Regions from separate parts of the Homo sapiens genome. Here all the other regions are linked to region 1. The links are chromatin contacts, found by Hi-C in ENCODE. All regions are on one chromosome and are shown on one strand. The core of a region is the stretch at or near the end of the contact, and the rest is flanking DNA. Distances in the headings are between cores, read along the strand shown.

Region 1 (3,568 bases), core at 386-2,885:
TTAGCTGTGACTTCAATTTTATTTGATTACTGATTTCATGATGGAGGATTATATTGAAAATCATCCTAATATCAATTACATATTTCAATAATCAAAATTTATTTCTACTTTGGATCAGTTGCTAATTTGCTTGTCTTCTTGACATCCCTATTCAGTGGCCTTATAAGACTCTACCAGCAATACTGACAATAAATCAAGATCATATATTATCAATCTTTGTCCCTGTAACCCAGTCCTGACTGAGACAAAAAATTCTTAGCAGACTTGAGCTGAAACACCTTTCCTTTCTGTAACTTTTGCTTTCCTTCCCATATTGGTTGTCCATTGGATTTAGCCTCCTGCTTGTGACAGTAATTGAGTTTTAGCTTCTGTCACTCATTATTCAGAAGATTATCTATCTGATTAAGGTATTTCCAGTTTTCTCACCATTCCATATACTTCCCATCAAAACTGAGCCCTTGGTCAAACAGCAGAATATTGCTATATGCAAGAGGATACTTTAAAAATTAAGGGTATGGTGGCTCATGCCTGTAATCCCAGCACTTTGGGAGGCCTAGGTGGGTGGCTCACAAGGTCAGAATTTTGAGACAAGCCTGGCCAATATGGTGAAACCCCATCTCTACTAAAAATACAAAAATTAGCCAGGCATGGTGGTGGGTGCCTGTAGTCCCAGCTACTCGGGAGGCTGAAGCAGGAGAATCGCTTGAACTTGGGAGGCAGAGGTTGCAGTGAGCTGAGACCACGTTACTGCACTCCAGCCTAGGAGACAGAGCGAGACTGTCTCAAAAAAAAAAAAAAAAAAAGATATGAAAGCTTTGTAATCGCCACATCAATCAGTGTTCTGCAAGGTTACACAAGGAGGACAAATTCCATTGTTGACCACGAGGCTTTCCTATTGTATCCTAAGCCTTCCATGTTTTTGACTGTTTTTACTGCCTCATAGAATGAGCATATTGGTTTTCCAAGCAGGGCTGTAATTGATATTTACATAAAACTAGTAATATCTTGCATTATGTATTTGGAAAGACTAATTTACATGGGTCAAATAATGTTTTGACAAGAAAAACATGAATGATTTCAATAACTGGACCCCAAAGAAAAAAATTATAACAAGGAAAAAAGGAATCTGACATAATAGCTGGATTCTGAAAGTTGGAGGGGAAAAGAAATCAAAGCACCTGGACCAAGCCCCTCTGACAGTGTAATAATCTCAGGGAGAAAACATGCTGTCATTCTAAAGTGGGAGCTACATCTTCAGGGCCAAAACTTAAAGCTGGGAGTGAGTGTTTCCCTTTCTCCTTTTGAAGGGGACTACAGTTGCCACCCATGCTAATGATTAAGATCTTGTTCTTGTTCTTATCAATAACTGCTGTCTTATAATACACTATGAATCCTGGCTTTTATTTAAAGCTAATTCCTCCACGTGGACCATGCTTGAGAGCTCTGCCCTTAAAATGGCTATCCCTTTCTCTGCACAATCAACTTTTCTCTCCCAATGCAGCATACACAAATGCTGTAACGGCTCCACTTAAAAACAAAATAAAAAACCAAAACCAAAACCAAAACAAAAAAACACTTCTGTTTTTTGACAGTAGATTTGCCTTCAGCTGCCACCACATTTCTCTGTTCCTCTTTATGACAAAAAACTTCAAAGAGCAATGTTTCTGCCTATATCCATTTTCGTATTTAACATTCTCTATTCTACTACAGTCCTCATCATTCCATTAAAACTGCTCTTTCAAGTCACCAGTGACCTCTGTGTTATCAAACATTGTGGTCAATTTTCAGTCCTCATTTAATTTGGCTCTTCACTGTCACTTGACACTATTGATCTTTGCCTCCTTTTTGAAACAACTTTGCACTGATCCTGCAGGGCATCACCATCTTTTTTATTCTTACTTTAATTGCTGCTTCTTATCAGTCTCCTATTTTGATTTTTCTCCTATTCCCGGTCCTTAATGCTAGAGAACCATAGGGCTCAATTGTCTTTTTTTTTTTTATTATTATTATACTTTAAGTTTTAGGGTACATGTGCACATTGTGCAGGTTAGTTACATATGTATACATGTGCCATGCTGGTGTGTTGCACCCACTAACTCGTCATCTAGCATTAGGTATATCTCCCAATGCTATCCCTCCCCCCTCCCCCCACCCCACAACAGTCCCCAGTGTGTGATATTCCCCTTCCTGTGTCCATGTGATCTCATTGTTCAATTCCCACCTATGAGTGAGAATATGCGGTGTTTGGTTTTTTGTTCTTGCGATAGTTTACTGAGAATGATGATTTCCAATTTCATCCATGTCCCTACAAAGGACATGAACTCATCATTTTTTATGGCTGCATAGTATTCCATGGTGTATATGTGCCACATTTTCTTAATCCAGTCTATCATTGTTGGACATTTGGGTTGGTTCCAAGTCTTTGCTATCGTGAATAATGCCGCAATAAACATACGTGTGCATGTGTCTTTATAGCAGCATGATTTATAGTCCTTTGGGTATATACCCAGTAATGGGATGGCTGGGTCAAATGGTATTTCCAGTTCTAGATCCCTGAGGAATTGCCACACTGACTTCCACAATGGTTGAACTAGTTTACAGTCCCACCAACAGTGTAAAAGTGTTCCTATTTCTCCACATCCTCTCCAGCACCTGTTGTTTCCTGACTTTTTAATGATTGCCATTCTAACTGGTGTGAGATGGTATCTCATTGTGGTTTTGATTTGCATTTCTCTGATGGCCAGTGATGGTGAGCATTTTTTCATGTGTTTTTTGGCTGCATAAATGTCTTCTTTTGAGAAGTGTCTGTTCATGTCCTTCGCCCACTTTTTGATGCAGTTGTTTTGTTTTTTTCTTGTAAATTTGTTTGAGTTCATTGTAGTTTCTGGATATTAGCCCTTTGTCAGATGAGTAGGTTGCGAAAATTTTCTCCCATTTTGTAGGTTGCCTGTTCACTCTGATGGTAGTTTCTTTTGCTGTGCAGAAGCTCTTTAGTTTAATTAGATCCCATTTGTCAATTTTGGCTTTTGTTGCCATTGCTTTTGGTGTTTTAGACATGAAGTCCTTGCCTGTGCCTATGTCCTGAATGGTAATGCCTAGGTTTTCTTCTAGGGTTTTTATGGTGTTAGGTCTAATGTTTAAGTCTTTAATCCATCTTGAATTGATTTTTGTGTAAGGTGTAAGGAAGGGATCCAGTTTCAGCTTTCTACATATGGCTAGCCAGTTTTCCCAGCACCATTTATTAAATAGGGAATCCTTTCCCCATTGCTTGTTTTTCTCAGGTTTGTCAAAGATCAGATAGTTGTAGATATGCGGTGTTATTTCTGAGGGCTCTGTTCTGTTCCATTGATCTATATCTCTGTTTTGGTACCAGTACCATGCTGTTTTGGTTACTGTAGCCTTGTAGTATAGTTTGAAGTCAGGTAGTGTGATGCCTCCAGCTTTGTTCTTTTGGCTTAGGATTGACTTGGCAATGCGGGCTCCTTTTTGATTCCATATGAACTTGAAAGTAGTTTTTTCCAATTCTGTGAAGAAAGGCATTGGTAGCTTGATGGGGATGGCATTGAAT
Region 2 (3,515 bases), core at 201-2,700, 1.3 Mb before region 1:
TTTGATATGCATAGTCACATATAATTTTCAGAAAAATACATCTATACAGTCCATACTGTCCCATAAGCTGCTTTTTACAACCTTCCCATGTGAATGGACATTCCTTTAAACATCATTTTAAATATCTGCATGGTATGGCGGTAACAACATGAAATTTTCTATTAGATATGTAAGCATTTTTCAGTTTTTCAGTAATATAAATGACTCTCTGAGGGCAAATAGGAATCAAGCAATTTTTTGAGACTCTAAATACATTTAAAAATTAAAAGTGCCTATCTATATATTTTCAATTGTGGTACATTTTAAATGTTTTTCTTAACCAATCAAAACTTCTAAGATGAAAATATAAGGTAAAATAAGTAAAATATACTCTAACTGCATTATTCTGAAAACTCTTACAGAATTAGGAGAAAGTCTCTAATTTCTAGTGTACTGCAGGTCATGTGACCAAGCACAATTCTAAGTTACATGATCAGTGTCTTTCTTTTTCTTTCTCCCCAGTTATCTCTTTGACTTTAGGTATAACCTAGTTCAGAGATAACATCTAAAGTCTGAATTTGAGGCCCTAAGTAAATGACAGCCCTGGGTAAAATGGTCTCCTGCCTAGAATTGGTCCCTAATCCTAGAGGCGAATTTTCTAAGTTACAAGAAAGTTTTAAGCTTTTGATATGTGTTATCAATTTGCCCCCCCCCCGCAGGCTGGTACCTATTTACATTCTATTAAGCGTGTGTAAGAGCACTTCCCTATGTGTTTGTCATATATGTATTATCTTTTGTATGCTTATTAACGTAACAAACAACAACAAAATAGCTAATTGTCATTTTAATTGACATGTTACTGATTACCAATGAAGGCTATCATTATGTCATATATTTATTTGCTGTTTATATGATTTTTCTTTTTTTTCCCTTAAATATTCCTGTTCTTGGTCGTTTTGTTCTTTTTCTTTTTTTACCTCTTTCTCTCTCTTTTTTTTTTAGTTGTTAGCCTCATTACTTTAATTGAAAAACTTCTGCGTATAGTAAGCCCTTTGTCATATAGTCTCAAATATTTTCCCCAGTTTTATGATTGCCTTTTAATTTTATGGTGTTTGCCCTTCTGAAGTTGAACATTTTTGCTTTCTCTAATTTATCTCTATTTTCTTTGTGAATTCGGCCTTTGATGACATGGCTTGAAAGAGTAAGTGGATCTTTAATGGACTTCTATTCTCTCTCCTTGATTCTTATAAGCCTAATTCATTAGTGTCAGCCTACAAGCATTGCCCAAGCTTCCCCCTACCTCTTTCTTCCTTCTCATCTCTAGGTAGTCTCCCTCTGTTGACAAGAACAAAAGAGATGGGGAATAACTGTACCGGCTGGGAAAGGTGACACCTCTAGGGAGTGAAAGGTTGGCCACTCTGTCAGTTTGTGGTTGATGAAGTCACATGAAAAGGCCACAATGTAAAAAGTTAACAAAGTTTCAGTTACACCGGATGATGAATAAGTTCTGAAGATCTAATGTATAGCAGGATGACTATAGTTAGTAACACTGCATTGTTTACTGGAAATTTGTTGAAAGTAGATCTTAAGTGTTCTTATTTATGATTAAGATGAAAAGATGGAATGCGGTGAGGTGGTAAGAGCAGCGTCTGTCCAGCAGGCCTATCTATTTCGGATTAAAATGAAGGCCAGTGACATCTTGCCTTACCATGTTCCACTTCATTGACCAGGGAATTTCCTAACATGTGGTTGACTTGTGTCACTGTCAGATAAAGTAGCAGGGAACAGTCTTTTAAAAGGCATGGCCCCCTTTACATTGCCCCCATGCTACATTCTGCTAAGAAACATTTGAATTTTTATGGCTTTCCTGCAGTAACAAATTTTCCTCCTACTGTCAGGATTTGCTTCATGCAGAGTAAAGTGGGCAGCTTTCATTTTCATTTCATTATTACGAAAAGTGAGACAAAAAATGTTTTAATTAGAAAGTTAATGATTAAATTAATATATAATTTCTAAAATTCCTTAAACTCTTAAAAATAAAAAGCTTGCATGTTTAAACTAATTAAATTTAAAAATCAATAAAGATAAAAACTAAATCTAAACATAAATGAATGAGTAAATGTGAAGAGTGGTGATGGCTACACATAGAAAATGTGAGTAAGCTCCAAATTATGCCTAACCTTGTCCCTGTAGCTTCCTTCCTAAGTGGGAGGCTGCAAAAGCGAAGAAGAGCACAATTGCTGGAGGGAGGTCACAGGTCACTATTATCTACAGTTGGAGATCAGAGGAAAACCTTGTGTGCCAAAGTAAGTGATTCATAGAAATAACAGTTGAAGATGTATGAGACAGGATAACTGAAAGGTTCCAGTCTTTCAGAAGTTGAGATGAGATGAAATCCAGAGAATATGGGATACAGCCTCATTTTTAACAAGTGAACCAAAGAAGAAGGAGAATATGCTGGGCTGAATTTTTTCTTCCCCTTCATTTCCGCAGGTTGAAAAGATCATGGCTTTTTTTTTTTTTTTTTTTTTTTTTTTTGAGACAGATCTTGCTCTGTCACACAGGCTGGTGTGCAGTGGTCCAATAATAGCTCACAGCAGCCAGCCTCAAACTCGTGAGCTCAAGCAATTCTCCTGCCTCAGCCTTTCGAGTAGCTAGGAATACAGATGCACCACCATGCCTGGTTAATTTATTTTTCCTTTAGTAAAGATGTGGTCTCACTATGTTGCCCAGTCTGATCTCAAACTCCTGGCCTCAAAAGGTCCTCCTGCCTCAGCCTCCCCAAAGTTCTGGGATTACAAGCATAAGCCACGGCTCCTAGCCACATGGCATCTTTTATAAGTCCAGTAATCCTACTACATTTCTCTAGTAAGTTTCTTCTCCCATTTTTTTTCTCCCGAACCTCCCATTCCTTCTCCATTCTTATGAAAATGTCTATGCTTTCTGCTCTCCTCTCATTTTTTGGCTGGTGACTTTGACACATTGTTGAGGGGAAAAACCATCCGAACTCCCTCATCGTAGCACCATCAAATCTATAAATATTCTGGCATTTAAAACCATCTTTTACTTTGTCCCGCTTCTTAAAAATGAGGATGCTCCCAGCTACTTGGGAGGCTGAGGCAGGAGAATGGCGTGAACCCGGGAGGCAGAGCTTGCAGTGAGCCGAGATCGCACCACTGCACTCCAGCCCAGGCGACAAAGCGAGACTCCGTCTCAAAAAAAAAAAAAAAAAAAAAAAAAAGAGGATGTATCCCGTAGTCTCTGGATTTAATCTCATCTCAACTTCTGAAGGACTTTCAGTTATCCTGTCTCGTGCATCTTCAGCTGTTTTCTTTCTATGAATCATTTCCTTTAGCACACAAGCTTTTTCTTTGATCTCCAACTGTAGGTAAGTCTTGCCTGTGACCTCCCTCCAGCCCCCTCCAGCAATCATGCTCTTCTTATGTTCACTTCTGCAGCCTCACTTCTTTTTACCAATTGTTTACCTGTGGCATCTCTGGTTTCTTACCACCCATTTGCACTTTATACCATTCAAA
Region 3 (3,901 bases), core at 743-3,242, 1.5 Mb after region 1:
TCTATACTCCTTTCCATAACATGTGGTAAAGTGCTTCTCCCTTGTTCTGAAGAAATCCCTACAGGGAACCTAACACTGCCCTGATCTGGAAACAACATTGTTACCTGACAGGCCGGTTTGCCAGGGTGACCATTCTTAAGTGTTTTAGGGAGCTAGGATTAATCTTTTTTTCCCAAGAGGAAGTAGCAATAAACTGTGCACCAAAAATAACGCTTTAGCTGCTAAATTCTGCTTAGTAGGTGGTTTCCCAAAGATGATCCAATGCAATGAGTCATCCCTCTGAGCACTTACTGCACATTATTTCTTTTTACTAATCCTCGGTGCTTTTGGTTGCATGTTTTTTAACCTTTAGAGCCCTCCTGGGAGGTTCAGAGTCTTCTCACTATGAATATAAAACAGACTCTACTACATCCCCCCACATGTCCCTCTTGTCCTTTACTTCCTATACTTTTCAAATCTAAGATAATCCATCACTTAGGAGAACAGTCAGGATCATGTCCAAAGATAAAAGATCAGCAGTAAGTTTCTCCAGAGTTAGCAGCAGCTCCATCTCATTCCCAGTATAAAAATCAAAAATGTAGATGGATGTAAGTCAATGTGTAGAACCCATATCAAGAAAACTATAAAACTTGATTGAGATACATAAAAATGACTTTCCTAGATATAGAGAATATTTGATTATTAGAAAGATATTAAATATTCCATTTTCCTGAACAGGAAGATTGAATAGTTGTAAGGATATAAAAGGTTTCCAAATTAATTCATAGGTTTATGCAACTCCAGTCAGAATTCCAGTGGGATTTCCTGAAATGCATTTGGAAGAGTTAAACTGGTGAAAATAGCCAAGAATTTTTTGTTACCAAAAAAAAAAAGTTATGAAGAGAAACTCCTGCTACCAAGCACTAAAATACATTATGCAACTACAGTAATAAAAATAATGTGGTACCAGCAGAAGTGACAGACATTAATGGAACAGAATAGAGAATGAGACTTGAAACCCTAATTTAGGAAGTGATGCAATTTATCATAAATCACAAATCTGGGAGGACAGAACGGCATATGCAACAAATGAGAATAGGGTAATTGGTCAATTTCATGGGGGAAAAATGGTAACCTGATTAGATTCTCACTATTCCTCACCACAGAGCAAATGACAGATGGCTTAAAGAGTTACATATTAAAAGTGAAGCCATAAAAGAATAAAGAAACTATAGGAAGTATCTGTGACCCTAGAATGGAGATATATTTTCAAAGCATTAAGAAGTCACAAACAAAAATACTAATATATTTGATTATATAAAAATTGAAAACTTTTGTTCATCAGAAAATAAAAACACTGCCAAGTTAAAAAGCATGTGATAATCTTGGAGAAAATGAATGAATATGACAAAGGTGTAATATCCTTAATGAATAAAAGAGCTCTTAAAATTAATTGGAAAGCCACTAGCACACCCCACTGTAGCTACACTACATTCCTATCACACTGTGTACATATCACAGTGCTAAATCATTTTATACTCATAATACAGTTCAGATGACACAAGACAGTATTAGAAATTCAGATCTTATTTTCCATTCACATATTCTTTGTCCAAAGGCAGTTTAAGGAAACTAACACATTACATTATGCTATAAATACTTCAGAACAGTTTGTCCACATTGACACTTCCATTTCCTAAAATGAAACCCTCGCTGGCCCACAGAGGGAAAAAAAAAAAAAAAAGGCTAGCTTTGTTAACCAGCTTTATTTCAACAAGCACATCCACATGGTAAGAACTTCCTCTGATGAGTCATCCACAGTTGTCAAACACCAACTTTCCTTTGTTTGGCCCATGCAGAAATCAGGTCTGTGGAAGCACAGTTCAAGAGTCTGAATCATTTAATTGTGTTTTATTCATATCTGAATTTGCATCTGTCACAAACCCAATGTGTCCACCGTGAAAAATTGCATCCTTCAAATATTACTGAACAAAAAACCCTATTCAAATAGGTCTGTTCTGTCTAGATTGTCTGTGAAATTTCTGAGGAATGTTGTGGGCTCTGTTTCCTGTACCAAATTGTTGAGTTATCACACATCATTGGATTCTACCCAAAGTGTGCTGGATAGGCATATTATATTCAGACAGGATACCAGTTGTCTTTACCATTCATAAAGGAAAAAGAAAAGATTACTCCTGCTCCCTGCCATAAGATATAAACTAAGAAGTGAAAATGTGTGTACCCATAGTTTTTTTAATGTGTCCTTGATTTCTTTTCTTCACCAAGATTTGAGTTTTATTCAGTCATAGCTTTGTTATGCACTTTCTTGTCACCCTGTACTTGTTCAAAACTAAGGACTATAGTCAAGACTCAGATCCTGCCCTGGGATTGGTGCCATCTTAGCTTGTTTGGAAAAAAAAAAAAAAAAAAAAAAAGATCTTTAGAGATACCATCATATCCATTTGTATATAAAAAGAGAAAAGAATGGAAGTGATGCTGTGTAATTTATTTTCATCTATTTACTCTATTTTCCAAATTTTCCACAATGCGTATATATTTTATAATCAAGATAATCTGTTACTTTTTAAATTTTTTATTTTTAATTTTTGTGGATACATAGTAGATATATATGGGGTACATGAGATGTTTTGATATAGGTATGCAATAATTTGTTATTTTTAACAGTACCCATGATGAATCATTCAAAATATAAATTCAGTAAATAAGCTTTTTGAAAAAGTTAAACTTGCTGTTGGGCCAGTAAAATTTTATTCTGATAAAATAAATGCTAGCTTTTGTTGATTAATCACCACACTAAACTCACAATACTAGACACTGGTAGACAACATCACTGACATTCAAGGGCCAGAGCCCTTATTTATATGTTGAGCACATTATAATTTTTTAAGGAAAAAATGAGAAAATCAGTCTTTCAGTGTTTGGACTATTTTTAACCAATGATTGAATCCAATTTGAGAATATTTTTAGATCATTTGTAATGCTTTATGACTGATACTTTTGGTTCCATTTTGAGCAAAGCTTCTTTTTTTCTTTTTAAAGAAGCCACTTCAGCCAACAGACACTTCCATTTCAGAAAATGTCTAGTGATTATTTTCCCCCAAAGGCAACATGAAAACCTTCAGCCTCAGAAAGATGTCATTTTGCTGACATCCGGCTGATGTCAATATTAGAGTTTTTGCAAGAGAAAGGTGTGTGAGCATAGAGGTGATGATAATTATATACTCAAAGACACACCCACAACAGAGCCCATAAGACTCCCTTTGGCAAAAAATGTTGTATTGAAGACAAAACCAGTGGATTCAGAGGTTAAAAGTAAGAAGTAGTTTTGAGAGCCACATTTTAGTTACCGTAATGTATGTAGTATTTGCTGTTGAAATGTCTCTATTAGACAGACTTACTTTTGTATTTTCTAATTTTTATTCCTTGTATCAATGTTGCTTTGAAGTCAGCCTATCATGAGAGAAAACTTGACTCACTTAGCTAGTTCATTTTCAGAGGTGTGTGTTACTGATTAATGTAGCACTCTCTCTTGCTCCACCTACACAGCACTTCAGAATCATTCTCAACCCAGCTTACAGCCTATCGCTACCAACCAGACTGGATGAAATCTCCTTGTCATCCTATATGTGTAGGTAGCTCCACCCCAGTGACCCCCTAGTTGTGGTTGCCTCCTTAGATCCAGCACTTCCTGCAGACTATTAATTTAACCATGTAGACCTAACCATAGGCAATGCTCTTTCCCTGCAAAAGAGGCAAGGTGCGTATAGTTTTACGAAGTCATTTACTGAAAGAGAGAAATAACATCTTGAATTGTGGTATGAGGAGGGGACTCCCCCCAGTCTAGTCCCTTATTACACAGTAGCAGTGAGTTATTAGGAAAAAAGAGAATAAAACCTGTCTG

What was found. A loop is a pair of places that touch in the nucleus more often than their neighbours do. Pooled maps may share reads with other maps.
Region 2: a pooled map shows a loop between it and region 1 (5-fold over the local background). The contact joins two enhancer-like sites. A Hi-C loop is called at or near these places in 8 of 37 single-sample maps with no recorded cell type and 5 of 50 pooled maps.
Region 3: a loop to region 1 is called in a pooled map, with 4 times the contacts of the local background. The contact joins two enhancer-like sites. A Hi-C loop is called at or near these places in 3 of 37 single-sample maps with no recorded cell type and 2 of 50 pooled maps.

What each region holds. Positions count from the first base shown.
Region 1 is chr7:94,158,963-94,162,530 of GRCh38, reverse strand. No RefSeq gene overlaps it. Among named protein-coding and RNA genes, the nearest start is that of BET1, 160 kb to the right of the region's middle. RefSeq lists an enhancer at 1,457-1,566. Within about 2 kb of position 1,635, at least 3 of the 41 ENCODE cell types and tissues checked have a DNase peak (open chromatin) inside an H3K27ac peak, as active enhancers do.
Region 2 is chr7:95,499,571-95,503,085 of GRCh38, reverse strand. The region is part of intron 2 of ASB4 (ankyrin repeat and SOCS box containing 4); the gene reads right to left. Among named protein-coding and RNA genes, the nearest start is that of ASB4, 15 kb to the right of the region's middle. RefSeq lists an enhancer at 1,687-1,736 and a silencer at 2,035-2,329. Within about 2 kb of position 1,450, at least 2 of the 41 ENCODE cell types and tissues checked have a DNase peak (open chromatin) inside an H3K27ac peak, as active enhancers do.
Region 3 is chr7:92,631,447-92,635,347 of GRCh38, reverse strand. All of the region lies in intron 5 of CDK6 (cyclin dependent kinase 6), which reads left to right. Among named protein-coding and RNA genes, the nearest start is that of FAM133B, 43 kb to the right of the region's middle. RefSeq lists enhancers at 3,038-3,087, 3,198-3,287. Within about 2 kb of position 1,992, at least 14 of the 41 ENCODE cell types and tissues checked have a DNase peak (open chromatin) inside an H3K27ac peak, as active enhancers do.